Regions from separate parts of the Homo sapiens genome. Here region 1 is linked to region 2. The links are chromatin loops, found by intact Hi-C in ENCODE. Cell type or tissue: IMR-90. All regions are shown on one strand. Links, peaks and the distances in the headings refer to the core of each region. The heading gives the core; the rest is flanking DNA. Region 1 has its middle 7.5 kb from the start of TBC1D22A-DT. Region 2 overlaps TBC1D22A (TBC1 domain family member 22A).

Region 1 (8,325 bases), core at 285-8,284, 62 kb after region 2:
TACCGTCCATAGGCACCGAGCCTGTGCCCCAAAGTAAAAAGCTGACTGTTCTATCTGTATTGGTTTCCTAAGGCTGCTGTTGGCAGAATGCTGCAGACTTAGCGGCTGAAAACAATACACATTTACCCTCCTACAATCCTGGAGGTCAGAAGTCCAAAGTCTTAGCACTTCACTGCACTAAACTCAAAGCGTCAGCAAGGCTGCCCCCTTCTGGAGGTTCTAGGGGAGAGTCAGTTTCTTACCTTTTTCAGCTTCTAGAGGCCACTTAACATTCCTTGGCCGACACTCCTTCCTCTGTCTGGAAAGCAGATCACTCTAATCTCTACTGCCATCATCACATCATCTTCTCTCCTTCCGATTCCTCCTAGATCCCTCTGACCTCACGTCAGGCCCACTGGATAATCCGGTCCAGGCTGATCTCCCCATCACCCGGCCCTTAGCTCAATCACACCTGCAAACTCCCTTTGGCCATTTAAGGTAACATTTGCAGGTCCCAGGATTAAGTCCTGGTATATCTTCAGGGGTTCATTATTCAGCCTACCACAATAATAGACGGCATATAGCAAAGGTCCCCAGTTTCACACCGCGAGAGGCAGGCGTCGTCTTCACTGCCCCCTTCCCCAACTCCTTTCAGCCATTTTTATATTACAGGGACTAGCAACGTGCCATTTCCTGACACTAAGTCAGGATGAGTTAGGGTGCTGTTGGTTGCAAGAATGACAAAGTTCAGCTCAAATTAGCTTATACTACAAAGGGAATTAGTTGGTTAATGAAAAAGCCCAGAAGTAGCTCAGAAGGTTTGGAGAAGGGCTGATACAGCAGCTCAACAATGACCCAAGGGGCCTGTCTCCTTCTGTCAGTCTCTTAAGTCTTTGCCAAGGACAACTTCCCCTTGAGGTCACAGGATGCCTCTGTTGGGCCCCTGGGATCATGTGCTTACCTCTAGTCAGGATGCTAGAGAGCAGAAATACTGTGAACTAGTATCAGTCCCCGGGAAGGGAGCACTATACATTGCTTACCAATTCCAGGAGAGCACACTTAAACACCTCACCAATTTCTGCTGAGTTTCCTAAGACTGCCAGGAGGCTTTGCACAAACCCAGCAGCCAGAGTTCTGCAAGGGTTCTTGACTCTGGCAGGGGCTCAAAGCTGACCTAGCTGCTGCAGCTGTCATACCTCCACCCTCTGTATTCTTTTTTTTTTTGGGACGGCGTCTCACTCTGTCACCCAGGCTGGAGTGCAGTGGCGCAATCTTGGCTCACTGCAAGCACCACCTCCCAGGTTCACGCCATTCTCCTACCTTGGCCTCCCAAGTAGCTGGGACTACAGGCGCCCGCCACCACGCCCGGCTAATTTTTTGTATTTTTAGTAGAGACAGGTTTTCACCATGTTAGCCAGGATGGTCTTGATCTCCTGACCTCGTGATCCACCCACCTCAGCCTCCCAAAGTGCCGGGATTACAGGCGTGAGCCACCGCGCCTGGCCTACCCACTGCATTCTTAATGTCTAGTCTGGTAAAACAGAACACCTGCAAAACACGTCAGACAAAGCAACTTTATTATTCACAGAGAGGCCCCAAACATCAACCCAAGCCTAGGATCCATGGCGAGCCAGTCCACCAGCAATCAGGAAAGCTACCCAGGGCACTAGAGTGTTGTCTGCAGGTGCCCCCACTTCACACCACAGCTGAGGGGCGTGAAAAGCACACTCTACTCTGGGTTCTCTACCCCAAATGCAACTGGGTCCACTGGGCTACAGCATTGCAGGACATCCTGATCTAGGGGAGATGAGCACAAAGCCTGAGCTGTTCGGGACAGTTCCACCTTATCTCAGGATGTTGCAACCTCTGTATATTCTGCCCAAAAATTCTAAGCAAGAGGGGGAAGAGCTGGGTCATCCAGTGTCATTTGGGGACCTGTCACCTGGCAGATGCTCCATTGTAGCTGGCAATGAGAGTCAATCCTTCCAAATTTTGTGGCTGCTGCCCAACAAGGGAGGGTTAGAATCCCAATATCCAGGAACAATCCCAATATCCACTACAACACCAAAGGCCATGTTGAGAGAAACTGGTGGATTTGACAACTTAAAATGTTTACTTGTTTGTCAAAAAAAATGTTTTAATTGGACAAAATATATGTGCTATGTCTGACAAAGGGTTAATATATGGGAATCTTACAAATAAGGAAGTAGAAAACCACAATAGGAAATGGGTATGATTGTTTAAACCAAGTATATATTTTTCAAGCTTATCTTAAACTATAAATAAATCAAAGAATATGTTTTCAAAAGAAATACAGCTCTCTAGCTCCTGCTCTCAACATGTGACATGCCTGTTCCCGCTTCACCTTCCACCATGAGTAAAAGCTCCCTGAGGCCTCACCAGAAACCTAGCAGAGACCAACACGACACTTCCTGTACATCCTGCACAACCATGAGCCAATTCAACCTCTTTTCTTTATAAATTACCCGTCCTCAGGTATTCCTTTATAAACACCGCAAAAGTAGCCTAACACAGAAAACTGGTACCAAGAAGCAGGGCATTGCTGTAAAGACACCTTAAGAGTAATGACCTAGGGTAACTGGCAGAAGAAATTTCTAAGTAGCAAAGCATTCAAGAGGTGGCCTGCCTGCTTGTCACAGCCAATGATCATATATTGGAGCAAAGGAAAGTTGGAGCTCATATTTAAAAGGGAAGCAGAGCATGAAATTTTGGAAAATTTGCAGCCTGGCCATGTGGCAGGGAAAGAATCCAAGCAGGCTGGGGAGCAACCATTAGCTAGAGAGATTATCATCACTAAAAGGGAGCCAAGTGCTAATATCCAAGACAATGGAACAAAGGCCTCAAAGGCATTTGGGAGATCTTGGAGACAGCCCCTCCCATGACAGGCCCAGAGGCCTAGGAGGAAAGAATGGTTTGAGGGGCCAGGCCCAGGACACTCCTCAGCCTATGGACACTGCTCCCCACATACCAGCTGCTGCAGCTCCGCCTGTAGCTCAAAGGCCCCAGGTATAGCTTGGGCCACCACTCTGGAGAATACAAGCCATAAGCCTTGGTGGCTTCCATGTGGTGTTAAACCTGTGGGCACACAGAATGCAGGAATAAAGGTGGCAGCTTCCACCTAGATTTCAGAGGATGTATGAGAAAGCCTGAGTGCCCAGGCAGAAGCCTGCTGCAGGGGCAGAGCCCCCACAGAGAACCTCCACCAGGGACAGAGCCCCCACAGAGAACCTCCGCCAGGGGCAGAGCCCCCACAGAGAACCTCCGCCAGGGGCAGAGCCCCCACAGAGAACCTCTACCAGGGCAGAGCCCCCACAGAGAACCTCTACCAGGGGCAGAGCCCCCACAGAGAACCTCTACCAGGGCAGTATGGAGGGGAAATGTGGGGTTGGAGGCCCACACACAGTTCACAGTAGTGAACTCCACTGCCTAGTGGAGCTGTGGGAAGGGGACTGCACCCTCCAGACCCAAGAATGGTAGCGCCACCAGCAGCTGCACCTACACCTGGAGAAGCTGCAGGCACTCCACCCCAACCCATAGAGCAGCCACAGAAGCAGGACTGCCCAAGGCCTTGGGACGCCACCCCTTGCACCAGGATCCAGGATGTGGAGTCAAGGATTATGTTGGAGCTTTAGGATTTTTTATTTTATTTTATTTTATTTTTTTGAGACAGAGTCTTACTCTGTTGCCCAGGCTGGAGTGCAGTGGCATGATCTCAGCTCACTGCAACCTCTGCCTCTCAGGTTCAAGTGATTCTCCTGCCTCAGCCTCCCAAGTAGCTAGGATTGCAGGCACGCGCCACCATGCCCGGCCAGCATTGGGATTACAGGCAGGAGCCGCCCAAATGCTTTCTTAGATGCAAAAAAAGAAAAAAAAAATTAAAAAGACACCCCCACCCCCCAAAAATTGATCAATTATTTTCACATCCAGGAAAAACAACAAATGCAAATCCAAATGCTTTGAAGAATAAGACTGATTTTCGGAGGCTTTCAGGGTAGACAGAGGAGGGCCATTATGCCACGGCTCATGCAAACAAGCCTCCTAAATGCACCCTGGAGATGCATCGCACCCTTCACAGCCACCATCAGCCCCTTCCATCACCTTTGATCCTCTGCCATGCTCCTGCAGACCTCCTGCCCAGACCTCACCTGCAGGCCTCTCAGTCCCTTTCCCGTGTGCATCTGCAACCCTCTCCACCTCTCAAGCTCAGCAAATTCCAGCATCCTCAGCATCCTCCTCATCCCCCCTCACCAGATGCCCAGCGGTGGGGAGGGAGGGGGTGGCAGTGGGGGTGGGGAGGGGATGGCGCACACAGTGGGTATCATGATTTGTATTTTAAAGATGAGAAAGTAGGGGCTTCAAGAGGCAAAGTCCCCCAGCTAGAGTGAAGGGAACAGGGTTTGGAGTCCAGCTGCTGACCCCACAGCCCACTCACTGTCCAGTTCACCTTGCCGGGCCCTGGCCACAGTCCCACTGCTAATCGGAAACACAACCAGCTGTGGCATTTCCTCCCATGGTCCTTTGCAGCACGTGGTCCCCACCCCCTTGGCAAACGTGCAGGAGCCACAGTCGGCCGTGACTCATGGACAGTCCAACCCAAAGTGACTCAGGCAGGATAGAGAGAGGACAGCAGACATCAGAGGGAGCCCAGACTGGCCGTCTGCAAGCTGCATCCTGGCCTCATGTCTCCTGTGACTGATCACACTCTGCTGTAAACACGGCCAGCCCCCGTTTTCCCACCTGTAAAATGGAGATGAGGACACCTGCCCTGTGTGTTTCCCAGAGTCATGATGGGAATCCCCTGAGACAAAGGACTGGAAGGCAGTTTGTAAACCAAAATCTCTGAGCAAATATGACACCGCAGAGTAGGGAGTGAGTCTGTAAGTGACGTGAAGCCTGGCCTGGAGTGGCAACCGGAAGGCCCTATGGCCCCATGGTGCTGTGTCATCCCTGGACTTCCCGCAGCTGCTAGAGTGAAGGAAGGAGCTGGTCTGTCACTTAACACCAGAAGAGAAAGTGGCCCGGAGAGCAGGCATCTCCCAGATATCTGACTGGGCCAGATATCTGACTGCTAGGAACTGGGGACACAGACCTGGGAACTCTGTGCCCTTATGACATCAGAGCCTGGCGGCCAGGATGGAAAGTGTGTTGCGGCCCCAGCCTGAATGGCACTTTTGGGTGGACATAGACCCAGAGGTGCATGGCGTGGGGAGGCTGGCACTAAAGGGCCTGCCCATGTGGCATCCCAGGCATGGACATCCTGAGGGTGAGGGGAGAAGGCAGGCAAGGTGCTGGCACCACACTTCTGCTGGGATTGTGCACGGTTTGGCATCCTGGTTCCAAGCTGAGCCCCCTGCAGTTGCAGAAGGCCACTTTGGTGGGGAGGGGACACTCCTGGGTTCTGGTGGCATGGCCTGCCTGGCACAGTGTGGCACTGGATGGAAAGAGAGACTGGGGGGAGTGGTCTCTTATTTTGAGACACTGCAAACACCTCGTTTCTCTGGGCCTCAATCCTAAGAGCCTGCGGGTCAGGCCGAGTGGTAAGGTGGATGAACCCCTGACTTTGGAACCAGACAGACATGGATTTCAATCCTGCTGTGCAAATCTGGGCAGCCTTCTCAGCTGAGCCTGTTTCCTCACCTGCTGGCAGAGGGCTCAATGCAATCGGGCATGAACCTGGGCACATGACAGAATCCAGCCAGGGCTAACTGCTGTTTATAGTACTGACGCTTAGCGATCCAAACAAAAATAAAATTCAGGAATCTGGCCCTGTAGGGTCTGTACTGGCCACTCGGCATCATCCTCCCACTTCCTGACCACCTTCGGATGACACTGGTTCTTCCAAAGGAGGGATGGTGGCTGCCCACCCAGGTGTCCTGGGGACACTGCAAGGGGTGGGGAGACATGCCATTCTGGAGGAGTTAAGCTCGCTGGCAATGGATCCAAAGGCAGCCCCTCCCCCCTACTCCCCTACGCAAGGGACCAAGCCACAGCTGGCATGAAGTGATGCCCTATGGCACCTTCCAAGGAACTCCTGCCACATCTCCATCCCCTCTGTCACTGTGGAGAAGGACCCATCCTCACTGAAGCAGAGGCTCCCAGGGGCGTGGGGCAGGACTTGCGGGAAGCAAGAGCGGGGCCTGGGGATGGGGGTGGGGGAGGCATGGGACCCAGTGTTGGGCCCAGGGGCGCTAGGGGCCTGAGGGGCAGGGGGCAGGGCTAGAGGGGTGAGGGGCTGTGCTAAGCCAGGGAGCCCTCAAGGGCCACACGTTGGTGTGGTAACCCCTGTGTGTATCTGCTGGAGCAGGCTCAGTCCTCTGGTTACCCCGGCTTCCCACACCCCTCTCCCTTCACACGTTTTGACCCCTAGGCAGCGTCTCCACTTGGGAAGGCCCAAGGCCCAAACTTAAAGTGTTCCTGGTGCCTGACCCCAAGTCTCTTGTTTTAGGATTGGGGAAACTGAGGTCCCGAGAAGCAAGGCATTTGTGGTGTTTTGCAGGGGGAGATCCCCTGGTCTCTCCTCTTTCCATCCAGTGCCACACTGTGCCAAGCAGGCTGTGCCAGCAGAACCCAGGAGCATTCCCTCCCCATCAGAGTGGCCCCTCTACAACTGCAGGGGGCTCAGCTTGGAGCCAGGACCTCCCATGTCTCCTGGTGGGGAAGGTGAGAGCAGCCTTCCCGAGGGAAAAACGCCTGGCCCTAGCCCATGTGGACCTCCAGGACGCCGGGACCTTCCCACGGGAGGGGCAGTGCTGTGCAGGCCACCCGCCCTTGCCACAGCAGTCACTACCATCTCTAGATGGCACAGAGAGAAGCAAGGGCTGCAGCCACCTGCAGCCTTTCACCAAGAATAAGCTGTGGCCAGAACTAATGGGCACATAGGCTGCTTGGAATGGTGCCTGGTCAATAAGAATGCATCCATGTTTGACATGAGATGCCTGCACAGTGTTCTGGGAGCCCCAAGGGAGCCCAGCCTCAGCCGCCTGCAAAGAAATCCCCCAGATCCTTGATCACCACGTCCCTCTTGGTGTCCCTAGCAAAGGGCAGCCATGGAGCCCAAGACCGGACACCTCCCCACTGTGAGTGTCAAGCAATGTGTGGAGGGTGTTGGTCAGCGGAGGACAAAGCCCAGGCCAACTGAGACAGGCAAGAGAGGGGGTCTCCAGCAGGGGGACCATCATCCAGGCACCCTCCCAGCTGCCAGGGCCGGGTCCTCACACCGCCTGCCATGCCTGCTCTGCTCTGTCCTTGGCTCTGCGAGTCCCTGCAGCAGGCTGTGTCCCAAACCAGCACCTCTCCTTCATCCCCATCACTCTGGCTATGGGAATTTCCAGTAGGTCATAGCCCCCCGCCTTCCCCACCGAGCTTCCCGGGGTCCTCACTTGGTCATTGATGACATACTTGGCAAGTGCACTGGATGTAACCTGAGGGAAGTGGGGAGATAGGGCTCCAGGGCCTGGAACCCTCTTGATCCTTCCTGGGCCTTCCCCCAGCTCTGTTGCCAGAAGGCAGAGTCAAGCCAGCGGACTGCAATGGTCTGCAAAGGGTCAGGCCCTCACTGTGGCAGGGGTCATTCCCAAAGGAGGAGGCTTTGCCCCCAGATGGGCCACATTGTTTAGAAATGTTGATGGCAATTCTAGGAAAAGCAGCTCCACTTAGGAGGGCCCAAGGTTCTCGTGTATACTGTTCCCAGTGCGCAGTGTGATTTGGTATGGCGTGGGAAGCAGGGAGCAGGGAAAGTGGCCTGGGTAAGTCCCAGCCCCTCTCTGGGTCTCACCTTCCCCCTGTGTCAGAGGGAGATAACTGCCACTGTCCTGCCCCTCTCCCAGGATTCTTCTAAAGATCAAGGGAGAAGGGAGGGAGCCTGAGGAGGAGAGGAAGGAGGAAGAAGAGCTGGAGAAGGAGGGAGGAGGAAGGAGGAAGCAGGGGAGAGGGAGGCTGAACGGGAGCTGATGACCTTTTGGTTTAAGCCTCAGCGGAGCAGCTGAACCCTGAAGAGGACTCGTGGCTCTTAGCCCAGGATTCATTCCCAGAGCTGTCAGAGCTGGGCGACACCCCCATGTCCTAGCAGGGGCAGCTATCAGGCACCAGGCCAAGGCCAGGGGTGCGTGGCAGACTGGGCACCTGTTGGGGCCTGGTGGAGTGCGTGCCACGCCCTCCCCGCCCTGCCCCATTTCCTCGTTTCCTCGTTCACTCCTGTCAGCCACTGACCCCAGACACTCTTCCATGGCTGCTGGCCTCGGCCATGCCTGGAATTGGACCTGCCAGGCATCCTGCCCATGGCACAGCGGGGCTGTTAGAGCCAAGAGAGGGGGCCCTGGTCCCCTG
Region 2 (8,325 bases), core at 208-8,207:
CCAAGATTCATAAAGCAAGTTCTTAGAGACCTACAAAGAGACTTAGACTCCCACACAATAACAGTGGGAGACTTTAACACCCCACTATCAGTATTAGATCAACAAGACAGAAAATTAACAAGGACATTCAGGACTTGAACTCAGCTCTGGACCAAGTGGACCTCGTAGATGTCTATGGAACTCTCAACTCCAAATCAACAGAATATACATTCTTCTCAGTGCCACATGGCGCTTATTCTAAAATCGACCACATAATTGGAAGTAAAACACTCCTCAGCAAATGCAAAAGAACTGAAATCATAGCAGTCTCTCAGACCACAGTGCAATCAAATTAGAATTCAGGATTAAGAAATCACTCAAAATCACATAATTTCATGGAAATTGAATAACTTGCTCCTGAATGACTCCTGGGTACATAATGAAATTAAGGCAGAAATCAAAAAGTTCTTTGAAACCAGTGAGAACAAAGAGACAATGTACCAGCATCTCTGGGACACAGCTAGAGCAGTGTTAAGAGGGAAATTTATAGCACTAAATGCCCACATTAGAAAGCCAGAAAGATCTCAAATCGACGCCCTAACATCACAATTAAAAGAGCTAGAAGAGGCAAGAGCAAACTAATCCAAAAGCTAGCAGAAGACAAAAAATAACTAAGATCAGAGAAGAATTGAAGGAGACTGAGACACAAAAAACCCTCCAAAAAATCAACAAATCCAGGAGCTGGGTTATTGAAAAAATGAACAAATAGATGGCTAGCTGGACTAATAAAGAAAAAGGGAGAGAAGAATCAAAGAGACACGATAAAAAGTGATAAAGGAGATATCACCACTGACCCCACAGAAATACAAACTACCATCAGAGAATACTATAAACACCTCTATGCAAATAAACTAGAAAATCCAGACAAAATGGATAAATTCCTAGATGCATATACCCTAACTAGACTAAACCAGGAAGAAGCTGAATCCCTAAATAGACCAATAACAAGCTCTGAAATTGAGGCAGTAATTAATAGCCTACCAACCAAAAAAAGTCCAGGACCAGACAAATTCACAGTTGAATTCTACCAGAAATACAAAGAGGAGCTGGTACCATTCCTTCTGAAACTATTCCAAACAATTGAAAAAGAGGGACTCCTCCCTAACTCATTTTATGAAACCAGCATCATCCTCAGTCCAAAACTGGTAAGAGACACAACAAAAAAAGAAAACTTCAGGCCAATATCCCTGATGAACATCAATGCGAAAATCCTCAATAAAATACTGGCGAACCAAATCCAGCAGCACATCAAAAAGCTTATCCACCATGATCAGGTAGGCTTCATCCCTGGGATTCAAGGCTGGTTCAACATATGCAAATCAATAAACATAATCCATCACATAAACAGAACCAATGACAAAAAACCACGATTATCTCAACAGATACAGAAAAGGCCTTTGATAAAATTCAACATCACATCCCTTCATGTTAAAAACTCTCAATAAACTAGGTATTGATGGAACATATCTCAAAATAATAAGAGCTATTTATGATGAACCCACAGCCAATATCATATTGAATGGGCAAAAGCTGGAAGCATTCCCTCTGAAAACTGGTACAAGACAAGGATGCCCTCTCTCACCACTCCTATTCAACACAGTACTGGAAGTTCTGGCCAGGGCAATCAGGCAAGAGAAAGAAATAAAGGGTATTCAAATAGGAAGAGAGGAGTCAAGTTGTCTCTGTTTGCAGATGACATGATTTTATATTTAGAAAACCCCATCAGCTCAGCCCAAAAACTTCTGAAACTGATAAGCAACTTCAGCAAAGTCTCAGGATACAAAACCAATGTGCAAAAATCACAAGTATTCCTTTACACCAACAATAGGCAAGCAGAGAGTCAAATCATGAATGAACTCACATTCACAATTGCTACAAAGAGAATAAAATACCAAGGAATACAGCTAACAAGGGATGTGAAGGACCTCTTCAAGGAGAACTACAAACCACTGCTCAAGGAAGTAACAGAATATAAACAAAGGAAAACACATTCCATCCTCATCAATGGGAAGAATCAACATCGTAAAAATGGCCATACTGCCCAAAGTACTTTACAGATTCAATGCTATTCCCATCAAACTACCATTGACATTCTTCACAGAATTAGAAAAAACTATTTTAAATTTCATACGGAATCAAACCCCATATAGCCAAGACAATCCTAGCAAAAAGAACAAAGCTAGAAGCATCATGCTACCTGACTACAAGGCTACAGTAATCAAAACTGCATGGTACTGGTACCAAAACAGACATATAGACCAATGGAGCAGAACAGAGACCTCAGAAGTAACACCACATACTTACAGCCATCTATCTGATCTTCAACAAACCTGACAAAAACAAGCAATGAGGAAAGGATCTCCTCTTCAGTAAATGGTGCTGGGAAAACTGGCTACCCATATGCACAAAACTACAACTGGACCCCTTCCTTATACCTTAAACAAAAATTAACTCAAGATGGCTTAAAGACTTACATGTAAAACCCAAAACCATAAAAACCCTAGAAGAAAACCTAGGCAATACCATTCAGGACATAGGCATGGGCAAAGACTTCATGATAAAAACACCAAAAGCAACTGCAACATAAGCCAAAATTGACAAATGAGATCCAATTAAACTAAAGAGCTTCTGCAGAGCAAAAGAAACTATCATCAAAATGAACAGGCAACTTACAGAATGGGAGAAAATTTTTGCAATCTATCCATCTGACAAAGGTCTAATATCCAGAATCTACAAGGAACTTAAATTTACAAGTAAAAAACAACCCCATCAAAAAGTGGGAGAAGGATATGAACAGATACTTCTCAAAAGAAGACATTTATGCGGCCAAGAAACATTTAAAAAAGCTCAACATCACTGATCATCAGATAAATGCAAATCAAAACCACAATGAGACACCATCTCACACCAGCCAGAATAGCAATTATTAAAAAGTCAGGAAACAACAGATGCTGGTGAGGCTACGGAGAAATGGGAATACTTTTACACTGCTGGTGGGAATGTAAATTAGTTCAACCACTGTGGAAGACGGTATGGCGATTTTCCAAGGATCTAGAACCAGAAATACTATCTGACCCAGCAATCCCATTACTGGGTATATACCCAAAAGAATATAAATCATTCTACTATGAAGATACGTGCACACACATATGTTTACTGCAACACTATTTACAATAGCAAAGACATGGAACCAACCCAAATGCCCATCAATGATAGACTACATAAAGAAAATGTGGTACATATACACCATGGAATACTATGCAGCCATAAAAAGGAATGAGATCATGTCCTTTGCAGGGACATGGATGAAGCTGGAAGCTATCATCCTCAGCAAACCAATACAGGAACAGAAAACCAAACATAGCATGTTCTCACTCATAGCTGGGAGTTGAACAATGAGAACACATGGACACAGAGAGCGGAACAACACACACCAGCACCCGTTGGTGGGCGGGTGAGGGGAGGGAATTTAGAGGACAGGTCAACAGGTGACAGGTCAATAGGTGCAGCAAACCACCATGGCACACGTAACCTACGTAACAAACCTGCACATTCTGCACCTGTATCCCAGATTTTTTTTAGAAGGAATAAAGAAAAAAAAAAAGGACAACCTAGTATCCTCATATACTTACAGCAATGTGAATAGGGAATTGGACTCATCCAATACAGCCCCACTTATTACAGCCAATGGGTAGAAGTTACAGAGAAAGCTATTCCAGTACAACCAAAAGGAAAAAAAAATTTTAAGCCACTCTCTTGAGATACGATTGACTTACAAAAAGATGTGCCTACTTAAATGTATACAACTTGATGAGTTTAGAAAGAATTTTCTAAGCTGTGCAATACAAGATGTTCTTTTTACTGGAAGTCTTTAATGTTCGAACATCAGCATTTTGCCTATGTGAAAAGGACACTGAGAGAATTCAGATGTTAAGATCTGATAATTAGGGAATCAGAGGGAATGACCCTTTGAATGAGGTTCAATCAGAGGGAATGACCCCATGAATAAGGTTTTCAGTTTTCACAAGCTCTACCCGCTTCCTGTAGACCACCACGACCGTGAAATGTTAAAGTGGCCTGTGAATAAGCAGCTCTGTAGACAAATGTTAGGAAATGTGGCCTATCTTATTTTGGTCATGGGGATTGATAATATGCATAAGCATCAAAAGGCTCTGAAAAGCCCAAAAAAGAAAAAAAAAGAATCATGACTCATCCTGTCATCTACCACGTGGCTAACTTCCCTGTACTGTTCCCCACCTCACTCCACTGCCTAAAGCAAAGAGCCTCACACACAATGTGCCCCAATAAAATCTACTGCTGTTGAGATGGTACTATTCTTGGGCTGACTTCTGATGGGACTGGTTCTCCTTCAAGTCCTCCACAGAATTTACCTAATCTTATTGGAAAGAATAACTTCATTCAGTGCTTAGAGAAAGGCAGTAAATTTCTTGAAAAGGACAGTTTTTGGCTGAGATAAGGGAAAGAGTAAACACAGCTCCAGGCAGAGCTTACTCTTCAGTTTACCAAATCATTACCAAGCATGGCCCTGAGCCAGGCCCGGCACCAAGCCCAATCCCGCCCCTGTGATACCCTCCAAACCAAAGTGTGGGGGAACGAGGCACATGGGCCACAGACAGCTTCCAGTGGGGAGGCTCAGGGACAGCACCGCAGGCAGAGGAGGAGCTGCCGCCAAGAGCAGGCAGGCAGGCGGCCGGCCGCAGCAGGAGGTCCAGGGCAGGCTCCCAGGACACTCGCAGCAGCCAGAGGGCCAGAGGCTTGGGACCCTATCCCAAGGGTGTGAGTGTGATTGTTAAAGAACTGTAGGCAGGGAAATGACACCACCTGCAGGGTAAAATCCAATCTGCTTCTCGTTCCCCAGAGCCCTCCCCAAGGCTGCAGTGGGACCTACCTGCCCATGGCGCACGCAGGTATACCCCACGGGCTCCAGCCGATTATCTCCACTCACCCCCGACCCACCAGCAGGCCTCCCCTCCACGCAGGCCCTCTCCCTCCATCTTCCATCCTCCCACCAGCCAAACAAGCCCCATCCACGGAGGTCCAGGCACCCATCCCCTTCCTTCACCTTGCCATAAAGCTGGAATTTTCCTGTTTTGCCTGGTCTCTCAACATGGATGAGCTGCTACAGGGCAGGGAGCACCACTCACAAATACATCTTTGTATCGTCAGTGCCCAGCACCAGGCAGATGCTTAAGAAACATTTTCCGAGTAAATGAGTGAACAAATCAATGAGCAAATGACTGAATTCATGAGTGAGCAAACAAGTGAATAAATTAGAAAGAGAAATGGGCACCGTCTTGTTAGAACTGCCCACCAATCCTCTGAAGAATTTAGAAAGTCTGAAGCAGAAAAACCTTGGCAAATCAAACACAGGGGAAGTAGGATTGCGTACTCTGAGCGAGAAAACATCCAAAGGTCCAAATAAAGGACTCTGTGCCCAGGGGCACTTCAATTCAAAAACACTGATACAGAGGAAACGAAGGGCAAAGAGTAATTAAGTCAACAGCGGCTATCAAACTGCATGGGGCCAGCAGGGAACCGCAGGGACAAGCAAGACAACACGAGTGAACAAGCGACCGCCGCACAGCTCTGTTTAACACCGAGTCCTCGCCCCAGGGCTCACGCCATGGAAATACACAAGGAAGTGTTCAAGAGTTATGTCTCAGGGGTGTGTCTCACAGGTTAGTAATTACAATAAATAAAAAACAACATCAAAAACAAAACTGGAAACAACTTAAACACCCAAATAATAGAATGTCTTCAGAAATGTTTCACCTACAAGCAAATGGAAGAAATGAATGTATTTTGATAACTATTATAAAGCCATGAACAATCATGTTTTCAAAGAAAGTTAGTGTCATGGGAAAAGACATTATTTAAAATAAGTAAAAATAGGCCGGGCATGGTGGCTCACACCTGTAATCCCACCACTTGGGAGGGTGAGGTGGGTGGATCACCTGAGGTCAGGGGTTCGAGACCAGCATGACCAACATGGTGAAACCCTGTCTCTACTAAAAATACAAAAAAAAAAAAAAATAGCCAGTGTGGTGGCAGCGGCCTGTAACCCCAGCTACTCGGGAGCTGATGCAGGAGAATTGCTTGAACCTGTGAGGCGGAGGTTGCAGTGAGCCGGGACCTTGTCATTGCACTCCAGCCTGGGCAACAGAGTGAGACTCCATCTCAAAAAAAAAATTAAAAATAAAATAAATATAAGAAGATATATAATTAGATACACTGCTTAATCTCAAGTCTACGTGAAAAGGAAAACACACACACACAGCCCTCACAAAAAGACAAAGAAGATCAGCTTTTTTAACGTCCTGGGGAATCCAGGGTGGTAGTTTACATGGGTTTTTATCTTTCTTCCTGAGACTGGTCTTGGCAGGTTGCACAGCAGGCAGGAGAGCCTGTGCCCAGTGGACTCAGACATTCCTAAGTTTGAGCCCTGGCTCTGTGACGTCAAAATCTTGGAATGTCAGGCATGTTTCTTAACCCCTTCAAGCCTCAGTTTCCTCATCTGTCAAACAGGAATAAAAATAGCATCCACTTCACAGGACTACTGTGAGAAATGATCAAGAAAATATACATCAAGGACTCCACACCCCACACCTGGCACATAGCATTAGATTCTATTATTTTTCTTATTATTACTCTCAGTAGTTTCTAAATTTCAAACACTGACCATCTGTAATTTTAAATAATATTTAAGAATAGCAAAGATGAATGTAAGTAAATATTCTCTAAGAAGGTAAGGCTGGTGCTCCTGCCACGCCAGCCTGTGGGTGAAGAGGCCAGGGTGTGCGCTGACTATGCAAGGGCTGCGGAAAGGCAGAAACCAGCAACAGCTTTCTGGTCGCCACCAAGGCTCCTGGAAGGAGCACCAGGGCTCAGCCTCCTATGTCTGACAAAGAGATTCAGATGTCCAAACCACGCCACTTTCCCAAATACTGTCTGCATTTTTAGATCTGATTTCTTGTCCGTCAGGTGCCCCTGCCTTCATGGAACCCCTGCCCCAGTCCTGGGCTGAGGAGGTGGCTCAGCCTCCGGGGCCCAGCACAGACAGGATAACTTCTCTGCAGCTATTCTGGCCCCTGAAGGCCCACCTGCTCCCACCCCCAGCCAAATCCCCAGCAGAATTCATTACTCGTTCCTCTGTGTTTCCACGGAACTTCTGACATATGCTTAAGGGCCCTAACCCTCCCTAGTTCTACCGTATTATCTGCGGCAGATCTCTTTCTCCATTGGAGCAGAAGCCTTTGGGTCCCCTGTGCCTCGCCTGGTAGGAGCTCACTACATATTGTAATTGAATGAAATAATCAGAAATAATTTTCACTATTATTAAAGCATTCTTCTTCTACCCTGGGAAAACGGAAAAGCCAATAAAAAGTTAAAGTAAAAATAAGATTTCTCCCTCTCCAGAGAAGTCACCCATACTGGCCAAAGCAAATTTAAAATCTCACTGAAAATAACTGTAAATTAAATGCCGCATACTAAGGATCAAAAAATGACTTTGCTAAATAGATCTTATTCTTTAATATGTGGCTTAGGTAATAGGGACAGAATTTCCAAGCACAGAAGCCCCAAGCCTAGAAAAGTTTCAATGACTTCTGATGGAACAGGCACACACAAGGAAATCTGTGTCTTACGAATTCAATATACACTTTATTGAGGAAATAACCATGAATAAATGGAAGAAAAGAGTGTACTTTAGTGAAGTATTTAATGGTCTGATCTAGAAGGTCATTAAAGTAAAGGAAGAAGCAAATGAAATGCAGTGGCCTGCATACAGAAAGACCTGCGGAGCCGCCTGGGAGACAAAGAGCGGACCAAGGGGCAGCAGCGGCCGCATAAATCACCTCACGGACAGCTCCGGACACGACAGACTCTATCAATAACAGGAAAGAGACCGTACACGCCACAAAGATCAACTGCAGCATGGAAAGAGTCAAAAGAAGCATCAAATGGCTTGAAAGAACCAAAGCAAAAAAGATAAATGCTAACATTAAGTCGAAACAAGCAAATTTAAGCTTACGAGGATTAGGAAACGTTTTCTTGTCAACTGAATAGCAGTCCCTACATTTGACAAGTATGATAATAAAACAAGGGTCAGTAAAGCCATCCCAAAGTTTGAGTTACCTGGCTGCATCTTCAACTAAAATCCATTTTCGCTAAACACAGTGAGCCTTCTGCCAATTCCTCAATCAACTTCACGGAAAACCCATTTCAAAACCCCCATCGAGCTAAACCAAAGCCACACACAGCCAGCAG

What was found. Peaks named below come from ENCODE experiments on the same cell type or tissue, not always from the same donor. Only the 100,000 strongest peaks of a DNase experiment are listed, where the experiment ranks them.
Region 1: a loop joins it to region 2, with 7 times the contacts of the local background. A loop is called at or near these places in 24 of 110 quality-filtered maps.

What each region holds. Positions count from the first base shown.
Region 1 is chr22:46,750,870-46,759,194 of GRCh38, reverse strand. No RefSeq gene overlaps it. Among named protein-coding and RNA genes, the nearest start is that of TBC1D22A-DT, 7.5 kb to the left of the region's middle. RefSeq lists a silencer at 4,869-5,045. In IMR-90, for the core only: no CTCF peak of the experiment used is centred there; DNase peaks (open chromatin) are centred at 4,574 and 4,914; H3K4me3 peaks cover 154 bases; H3K27ac peaks cover 2,083 bases.
Region 2 is chr22:46,812,579-46,820,903 of GRCh38, reverse strand. The region is part of intron 4 of TBC1D22A (TBC1 domain family member 22A); the gene reads right to left. Among named protein-coding and RNA genes, the nearest start is that of TBC1D22A, 54 kb to the right of the region's middle. RefSeq lists an enhancer at 5,069-6,021. In IMR-90, for the core only: no CTCF peak of the experiment used is centred there; DNase peaks (open chromatin) are centred at 4,273 and 6,503; H3K27ac peaks cover 517 bases.